Regions from separate parts of the Homo sapiens genome. Here all the other regions are linked to region 1. A link is a contact called in ENCODE Hi-C data. All regions are on one chromosome and are shown on one strand. Each heading gives the region's core, a stretch centred on a gene start or an enhancer-like site at or near the end of the contact. The rest is flanking DNA. Distances are from core to core; before and after follow the strand shown. Region 1 overlaps C21orf91-OT1 (C21orf91 overlapping transcript 1). Region 2 overlaps ASMER1 (adipocyte associated metabolic related lncRNA 1). Region 3 has its middle 220 kb from the start of USP25.

Evidence for each region. A loop is a pair of places that touch in the nucleus more often than their neighbours do. Pooled maps may share reads with other maps.
Region 2: a loop to region 1 is called in a map with no recorded cell type, with 19 times the contacts of the local background. The contact joins two enhancer-like sites. A Hi-C loop is called at or near these places in 9 of 37 single-sample maps with no recorded cell type and 4 of 50 pooled maps.
Region 3: a loop to region 1 is called in a map of tibial artery, with 25 times the contacts of the local background. The contact joins two enhancer-like sites. A Hi-C loop is called at or near these places in 1 of 168 maps with a recorded cell type or tissue (tibial artery) and 3 of 50 pooled maps.

The regions. Positions count from the first base shown.
Region 1 is chr21:17,779,186-17,782,104 of GRCh38, forward strand. All of the region lies in intron 3 of C21orf91-OT1 (C21orf91 overlapping transcript 1), which reads right to left. The region is part of intron 2 of LOC124900465 (a long non-coding RNA gene); the gene reads left to right. Among named protein-coding and RNA genes, the nearest start is that of C21orf91-OT1, 12 kb to the right of the region's middle. RefSeq lists an enhancer at 1,282-1,501. Within about 2 kb of position 1,511, at least 5 of the 41 ENCODE cell types and tissues checked have a DNase peak (open chromatin) inside an H3K27ac peak, as active enhancers do.
Region 2 is chr21:14,876,440-14,879,358 of GRCh38, forward strand. The region is part of intron 1 of ASMER1 (adipocyte associated metabolic related lncRNA 1); the gene reads right to left. Among named protein-coding and RNA genes, the nearest start is that of ASMER1, 41 kb to the right of the region's middle. RefSeq lists an enhancer at 1,611-1,680. Within about 2 kb of position 1,437, at least 4 of the 41 ENCODE cell types and tissues checked have a DNase peak (open chromatin) inside an H3K27ac peak, as active enhancers do.
Region 3 is chr21:15,512,837-15,515,755 of GRCh38, forward strand. No RefSeq gene overlaps it. Among named protein-coding and RNA genes, the nearest start is that of USP25, 220 kb to the right of the region's middle. Within about 2 kb of position 1,480, at least 6 of the 41 ENCODE cell types and tissues checked have a DNase peak (open chromatin) inside an H3K27ac peak, as active enhancers do.

The DNA.
Region 1 (2,919 bases), core at 261-2,760:
ATTCGACTTATCTTGTACCCTAAAGTCAATCATTTCTCCAAAAGGGGCCCGGATTTAGTGAACAGTTTTTAGAAAGCAGTATTTGGGTTCTAGTTGTTACTCATCGCTTTTGTTGGGGGTCACTCTCCCAGACCCCCTTCTCAATGGCCAAGCACAAAAGCACATTTACATCTGTGTGTATCTAGATTTGTATCTTATCTATCTATTGAAAATCATGCATTTACCCCATTATCTTCAATTGCAACCAGACTCACAGGGTTCATTCTGGTTCTCTTCTTTCATATTTGTAACTCTTTGAGGAATGAGAAACCGAACTGCTCAATTTCTTAATATATTTACTTATTTAAATTCCTTCCTATATAACCAACCCTGTGTTGCCACTTTGTCCCTGTAAAAGAAATCAGAATCTTGGGACCTCAAACTCACTACGCCAAAAGGAAAGTTAAGCCTGGGAACTGAGTCATGCAAATATTGCCTTCCTTCTTCCTGAAACAGATAGCTGTCATTTCACAATCCTATGTCATAACATTGTATGTAAGCCAGGTTCCCAACACGGCAAAAGGCCATATACATCCCCAGATGGCCCCCTTCACAGATTGCTCTCAAGGAAATTCCTTGTTAGCTCCAAAATCTTTCAGGATACATATTCCCCTATAAAAGCAACACATGCCAATTGTAACCTTGGTCCTGCCACCTAAGTTTAACTCCTAAAACCGAGTTCTGTTAAATCTCACCCTGACCATGTCAATTACGAGCTTATCTTCCAAGGTACAGAACAAGTACAAGACACGAACCACTCCTGCGCCTACTCTTGAGATGGATGCATAATTGTCTCTTTCCTTTCTCTTTTCAAGTGTTCACCTTCTTTTATGTAAAACATAGATTCCTTTAGTGCTAGTTACAGCCTCACAAGGATGTAACTATTTGTTTCACTGCCTACCCTCCTTCCCTTTCCCCCACTGCTTGCTTTTTCCCCTTAAGTAATGAGTTCCCCAAACCCTCTTCGGAAAGCCCAGGTTACAGATGCTCCTGTGACTTGTGTTTTTCCTGGGTCGTCCTCAAACTTTGGCTTAATAAACCTCTACTAATTGAGACATCTGCCTCATTTTTGTTTAATAACCTTTCCCCCTGCTGATGTTTCCTCTGCCCACTGAGGCTCTGGCACCCCACCCCCAATCTCCTGCTCCCCACTGCCCCCATGGGTGCCCTCCTCCTCCCACTCTAGATCTGATAGCCTGCATCAGACCTCCCCACCCACCCCATGCTAGGCCCTCCTGGTTTGCTCCAGCTCAAACACACCTCACTATGCCCCTGTGAATGAGGACTAACCCTAACCTTGCTTGTTGCACCTGATAGTTCTAGGATGGAATTGTTCCAAAGGAAAGAGGAAGGAATAGCATAAACTTCATTTTGGGGTTTTCTTAGGGGATTTTGCTGGTGCTATTTCTGGCATCTACCAGTAATGAGAGTTTACCTAAGTTGACTGATCAGAACAATTCGGCATACCCAGACATGTGGCTAAGCCGCTGGCTGCTCAGAGGCATGAATTCTTTCGTAGCGGTAGTCTGTTTTCCTGTTCATTAGCGCAACAGGAAACCAAGCACTGGTAATTGGATAAGTCCTCCTTTTACTTGTAATGAGCACCAAGTTAGTGGTAATGACTAAGAGGGCTACTTAACTGAGTTTCAGATCTTGTTCTAAAATTCTTTGTATCTAAGTGAGCTTCCATTTCAAATTCGTTCAGGTATGAGATTGGAATTTGGCTTCTTATGAGCTCATCTGCTATTCCATTTACCTTAGCCTTCTCTTTGGTTCCAGGATATGGTGCCAAAAAATATATTTCTGCACAAGAGATGCTAATATGATAAGGGACATCTGGGGGCTTTTGTACACATTGCTGTGATTTTCTTCTGTTGACCAGAAAATCCTAGCCACACAGTACCCACAGGCCCTTGAACATATGACTACAATATATAACTTGAGCTGCTTTAGTTTGAAGATCTAGTGAGGAGCAGCAGGGTAAGCGATTTCCCCCACCTCCAACCAGGTAATCACAATAGACGTGTGTAAGCTTTGAAATTTCCTATAAACAAATTTTGCTGAAACTGGCTTTTTGATGTAAAGCAGCATTTGTTATGCAAGTTCTACTGCTATTACTCTTCCCATAGTCTATTCTGGTTGACTTTCAGGATGAAGACATCTAAGCTACTTCTGGATTCCCTAGAAAACTTGTGCTGCCTATTCTTTTCCAACTGTGTAGTCCTCTCCTGGCTGTTTCTGTGGTCCAGCAGACTGTGGAGAAATAGCTTACTATTCCATTAGAAAGAAGATCTTGTGTAATAAAAATAAGAAGTGGTATCAGGTCATGGGAGCTTTGGAAATGGAATCGAGATTTGGTGCTTGTCTTTGCCTCTGTGGCTAACAAGGTATAGAACGTTTGGAAGTTTCTTAACTGACTTAGGCCACCTAAAGGTATTAGAGTAGACAAGCAGTTTGTAAAAGGTGCTTTGCAGGTAACCAGGGGCCTGCTGGTCTCTCATAGCTGCCTCAGAGGCTCATGATAGAAGGTTTGAGAAACTAGGGGATTGTCACTGAGAGGGATACAATGGGGACTTCGGTCGAATAATCTCCATTGTCTTTCGAGCAGAACAGCAGCAGCTCTATTTCCTATACATTTCACATTTTGTAATTCTTGAAGGATTTTTTTTAAAACAAAGACCTCTGCTAAAACCAAACCAAACCAAATCAAATCAAATAAAAGCTGCAAGACTCCTGAAGGTCCCTCTAGCTCTACATTTTTAGTACTTTCCTATGATATTTATATATCCCACATGCTGGTTCACTTTGTCATCTGAGATGAGACTAATCTGTGTCCATCTGGGATAGAAATTTCTTCCGTACTTTGATGAAAAGCAGTGT
Region 2 (2,919 bases), core at 187-2,686, 2.9 Mb before region 1:
ACTGCTAACCCCACTCCAAACTTGCCTGATTTCAGAGCTCAGTATCATTCTGCAGTTTGCAGTCACACTGGGAGGGTCTTTTTCTCGTATATGAGAAGGAGGACAGAATGTTGGAAGGGAACGCTCCTCGACAGATGGGAATGAGAGTGGTGTGAGTAACTAACTGGAGGCAATAAAGGTGTTAGCAAACAGCAGGAGGGAAGAGTGGGCCCCACCGATCACTGGCTGTCCCGCATGCTGTGTGTTGTACCAGTGCCAGTGGGAGCTGCCTATCCAAGCCTTGGTATTAACAGCATGTGACTCTGGCAGATTCACAATGTCCTCATTGGCTTTGTCAGTATGACAAGCTTTGACTGAGTCCCTATCCAACTGAGGGGCCACCATCCCCGTCACCCTCCTTTCTGATGCCTTTTCTCCTGATCATCCCTTCTTCTTCCTTCTTCTTTGTCTGGCTTCTTTTGTTCTTCCTTTTTCTGTCCCTCACTCCTCCTTACATTATATTCCCAGCTTCCTTTGGGATTTTTGTTTTAACATAAGGAGAACCTTACCATCGATGTCAAGCTCAGCATGATATAACCAATTACCCTAAAACCACAGCCATCTAGCCTTATCTTGTATTAAAAAAAAAAAAAAGAAAAAAAAACAGATGTTGCCTATAATTGTATATCTGCTCAGGTTTAAACATAAATTGCAGTGAGAATTCTTAAGGCAAGAATACCATTGAACCAAAATACGTTATAACAGAAAGGGGTCTCAGATGCTTATTACCTCCTCCCAACTGTATTTCATTTTACAACAAAGCAAATCACAGCTTGGAAAAGTTAAATGAGTTCCTAAGGTTCCACAATAAATAAGGGCGAAGGGGCCACTACTTAGGACCCAGATCTCCTGATCCCTATCTAGTGATTTTTTTTACTTCATGAATTTTAATGTAAAAAAAGAAAAAGAAGCCACAGATCCTCTAGACCCTTATGCAATATAGGGAAATATTCCTTAACCCCAATCGTGCTTTAATCCTTCTTCTACTGAAACAAATACAGCTAATGAATTAGAGATGCTCTTTTGTTCTCCTGTTAACTATCTGACCTTAAGGAAGTCACTCAACCAATTGGTTCTCAGTATTCTCTTTCCACACTGAGGGAAGTGGACAGATAATCTATGGTTGCTTCCAGCTCCAAAATTCAGTGACCCTTTAAGCTTAACTTCTTTCACCAGAATACCTGTCATTTCTAGGTAAATAGTGTTCTCAGTCCTTTCTGTTAAAAGAGGTTAAGTAAATAAAAAGGAAAGATCAGGCTATGCTTTTGGCCTAGATTATAACTTTGTGACCAAGGATGAAGGAATTTAATAGCAATAAGAAAGCTTCCAGGGTCTACCATTTACAATTTAAATACTTTACTTGGGAGGTTAAAAGTTCAAAGTTGAGTCACAGTCTGAGGTGGCTCTGCTCTTCCTTTTTAATTATCTGAGGTCAGGAAGTTAATAATACGAGAAATCCCCAGCGGAGACCTCTTGTGCACTGTGTGAACTTTAAACTTGCTCATTTTTTTCTTAAGGGTAAAAAGTTCAGCAGAAACACAGTGGACTTTTCCTCTTAGCCTCCACCCATTCATCCCCCAAGGTCAAAAGTTGAACTGTAAAACAGAAACCCTTGTTCTCTGATCCACATTTAAACAGATCACTTATTAAAAGGTAAACATTCCACATGCAAGCCAAAGTTCCAAGTGAATCTGCTCAATAAAAATAAAAAAACTGTAATAAAGTCTTTGATCTTTTCCACTTGTCTTAGAATTGAACAACAGAATTTATTTTCTCGTTTTTTGAATCTCAGAGAAGGGGCAGTCATATAAGCTCTTTCCTCACCTACCTCTGCCCTGAGATTGGCATATCTAAAAGAGATAAACCTAAGATATTTTAAAATAGTCAGATTTGGAGCCTTACCTTAAGGCAATTTCTTCAACTAATTCTACGCCATTTATGTTTGTTTATTTGTTTTGCTCAAACAGGAATTCAAGAACAGCAAATGTGATTTAAATCAGAGATATAAAGTACTACAGAATAAAAAGGAGTTTGCTGAAAATGGTAGAGGATGCTGTATTAGTCCGTTTTGCTGCTGATAAAGACATATCTGAGACTGGGCAATTTACAAAAGAAAGAGGTTTAGTGGACTTACAGTTCCACTTGGCTGGGGAAGCCTCACAATCATGGTGGAAGGTGATAGGCATGTCTCATATGGATGGCACAGGCAAAAAAAAAAAAATGCTTGGGCAGGGAAACTTCCTCTTATAAAACCATCGGATCTCGTGAGACTTATTTACTATCATGAGAACAGCATGGGAAAGACCTCCCACCAGGTCCCCCCGACCCACCACAACACGTGGGAATTTAATATGAGATTTGGGTGGGGACAAAACCAAACCATATCAGATGCAGAGAAAATAAAGAAATGGATGAATATATCCAATGAACCTCATATGAATAATGAATGGAAAATATCTGAGATCTTCACAGTGTTAAAGCTCAAACAAGAAGTGAAATAAATAGCTACAGAGCTCCAAATAAGTATTTAATGATAGTGACAAGACTCACTTTCTTGAAGTAATGATGGCAAACTTTAAAAGTATGGAAAAGCCATTGACCGAATACTAACCCAATCCAATCAGCATGCTTAGGAAAACTCCCTGAGATGATCACATGAAGCTGTTATTTCATGCAACCCATGTGTCCGTTTTTTTCAATGTGTACTTATTGGAAATGCTTTCACTTGTTTAAACAAGTCCTACCTGTGACTCAATATTTGTTTAAAAACTTTTTAAGAAAGCATCTTTGTCACCGTTTATCTATCTAAATGCGAATAATACCACTTGCTTCCCACCTTAATAATTTTTGTAAAGATTCTCATTAGAGAATACTTAAGCA
Region 3 (2,919 bases), core at 230-2,729, 2.3 Mb before region 1:
CAACGTGCTTCTAAGTACTGAAAATCATATTAGGAAAAAGCTGGCATTCAAACATGCCATAATCATTATTTTTAGTCTAAATTTTTCTGTATTTGAAGGACTTACTCCTTGAGCAAGTGCTTACTAAGGAATCCTTTTTATAAAGTAAAATACAACCACATATTAAGACACAGTTGTTCTAATCATGCATGTGGCTATTTTATTATGGCTGTTATATAAACACTACACCATATTTCGCCAACAGAAATGCAAAAACATTATGAAAGTGTTACTTCTGATCAGATATGTATCTGAAGCCGTTGAGTTTTTATATCAGGGATTGTATTATTCTGGCCACCTGGGGAAATAAGCAGCCAGGAAAATCTGGCTTGGACTGGGACAAGACTAATGCACTAATACTTATTTATGAAAGCATCATATATTCTGCTCTTCCGTGAATTATTGCAGTAAGAGTTTCACTGCAGTGTACATAAGGTGAAAATAAAAGCTGGAATGCTTCACTATGTGAATGTGCCACAACCTACCACTGAAGAAAGGTTAAGGATTTTTCTTTGATTTTTTAAAAAACTAAAACAAATTTATTTAGAGTCTCAATTATTGCTCAGTTAGGATAGAGACCTTTCAGCAGGGTAATATGTTGTTGCATGAGCAGATTTTTTTAACAGTAAAAAAGAGTATTCACTGAGGTTTTATGAAGATTAATCGATACTCTGGATAGATATTAGATTAACAGTCTTCAGATCCATTAGAAAAAGATGGGCTCAGATAGTTTAATTTAATATTTTTCATTTTCCAAAGATTATTCATGTGAATATCCTTGATGAGTTCATTGTTGTCTTCAAGAAAAAGCCCGCGCTTCCTTTTAGAGCTATATAATCAAATGACCCATCAAATTAATTAATAGAATTTTAATCTAGTGCAGCTAGCATGCTAATTAACTTGTCAAGTATGTACACAAAGTCTCCATGAAAGTTATTTTTGAAAGTCTTTGCAAGTGTGTTATGTGTGATTGCAAGTGCATGCAGTACCTTTGAAGCAATACACAAGAACCTTGGAAGGAACAATAGCTGGTTCCACTGAAGGAGGAGAACTGGGCAGCTGAGAAGCAAGGGAAAAGGAAGACAGACATTTTAAATTATGTGTCTTTTGTATTTTGAGTTCTGTTCCATTAGCATATATTACTATTTTTAAAATTGTTTTAATTAAATATTTGCCCAAGATGCAACAAAAGAAAGAGAAAGGTAAGAGAGGGACAAGAAAAGGGTAAAAAAGGGGATGTGAGAGGGGAGGAAGAGAGAAGCAGGGAACGCTTAACATGCTGTTGTAACCCACTATTACAAAAATACCCTAATCTGAGATCCTCTTTCCTTCCTACTCTTCTCCCCATGAAAGTTCCACTCAAACTAATCTGAATCTAGTTCAAGTCCTCATCATCTCTCGCCTGGTTGACTGCCACAGACTTCTGTCTTCCCTGACTCTGATGTTATCTGAACCATCTGCAGAATAAAGATCTCTGCCTGCCCCGCCTCCATCATTCTCATTTCCTCCTACCTTACGCTTGAAACTCTAGCAACACTCAACTGCTTGTTTCTTTTTCAGCAGTGCATGTATTTCCTGTTCTTCATGCTATTGCTCCTGTGGTTATCACCACTTCAAACATGCTATGGCCTTCCTTTGCATTTATGACATTGTATTGTAATTATCTGTTTGTGTGAATATTTTCCTCCCTGGACTGCAATGGACTTTATTTACATTAGCAGGATCAGGGTCCACTCTTCTGTCAACACGTAAGGCTGCTCAACACGTATTGATCAACACTGGGAAAGACAGCGTCCTCCACCTAACTCTCTGAGATCTTATGAAAGGCATTTTAGCTGCTATTTCCCTATTTCATAAATGTAAACAGCACAATATACCAAAATAATTCATCTCTTGTGAGATTATCCACTAGTTAATGTTTCCATTCTATCTAGAACCCAAATGTGCTAGTATCCATATCATCACCGTTGACTTCCTCACATTTTTATTATGGAATTTGTCCAACCTACTCAAAAGTAGAGACAATAAGTAATGAGCCCCATGTGCCAATATCTTGACAGTTTCATTTCATGTATTCCCCAAACACCGATGTTTAAAGCAAGTCTCAATCACTGGAACGTTTTACCTGTAAACACTTAATTATACTTCTCTATCACAATAAGGATTTTTTAAACATAATGACCGTGACAGTGATTGATAGTCTATCTATGACATTATAATCTGTTTTAACATTTTAAATAATTATATTAGGAAGTCTAAATTCCAAAATCATTTTCAATCTGTTTAAATAATTGGGGCATCACTATACTTTTTGGACGTTTCTCTTCAGTAACTGGAAAGGGTTCGGCAAAGATTAACAATCTGCATTTTTGCAGATGGACAAGTACTGTGTGTTCAGGTCAGGCCTGAAGAGTATTAAAAGAACTCTGAGGAGGATGTTTCAAATATCCTGGCTATGCCACTCAAACTAATGCTATTAATCGGCTCCTACCTCTCCCTCAACTCTCATAGACACTAAATTCCTATCTATAACTTTTCAGCAAATATTATTCTCTTTACTTGAGTTATCAAAGATAGCCCCAGAGCAATGAAACTATTCAGTTCCAAAACCATCACATTTACTACGATTGTCACAACAATAATCCTTTCCTAAACGTATACATTGTTTTAAATGTCTCAGGACACTCAGAGTCAATGTTAGTTTAATTTAGTTACTTTAAAAAACGAAAGTTGAAGTCAATAAATCTCACCATGGGCAACCTGTTTCCTAGCTTGGGCTGCAGACACAACAATTTATCTCTTGGAGTTACCCGTAACTCTCTGGAGCTATATTTGTGACTGTCCTAGGAATATTAGCTAAAGCCCAACAAAGAGGTGAAA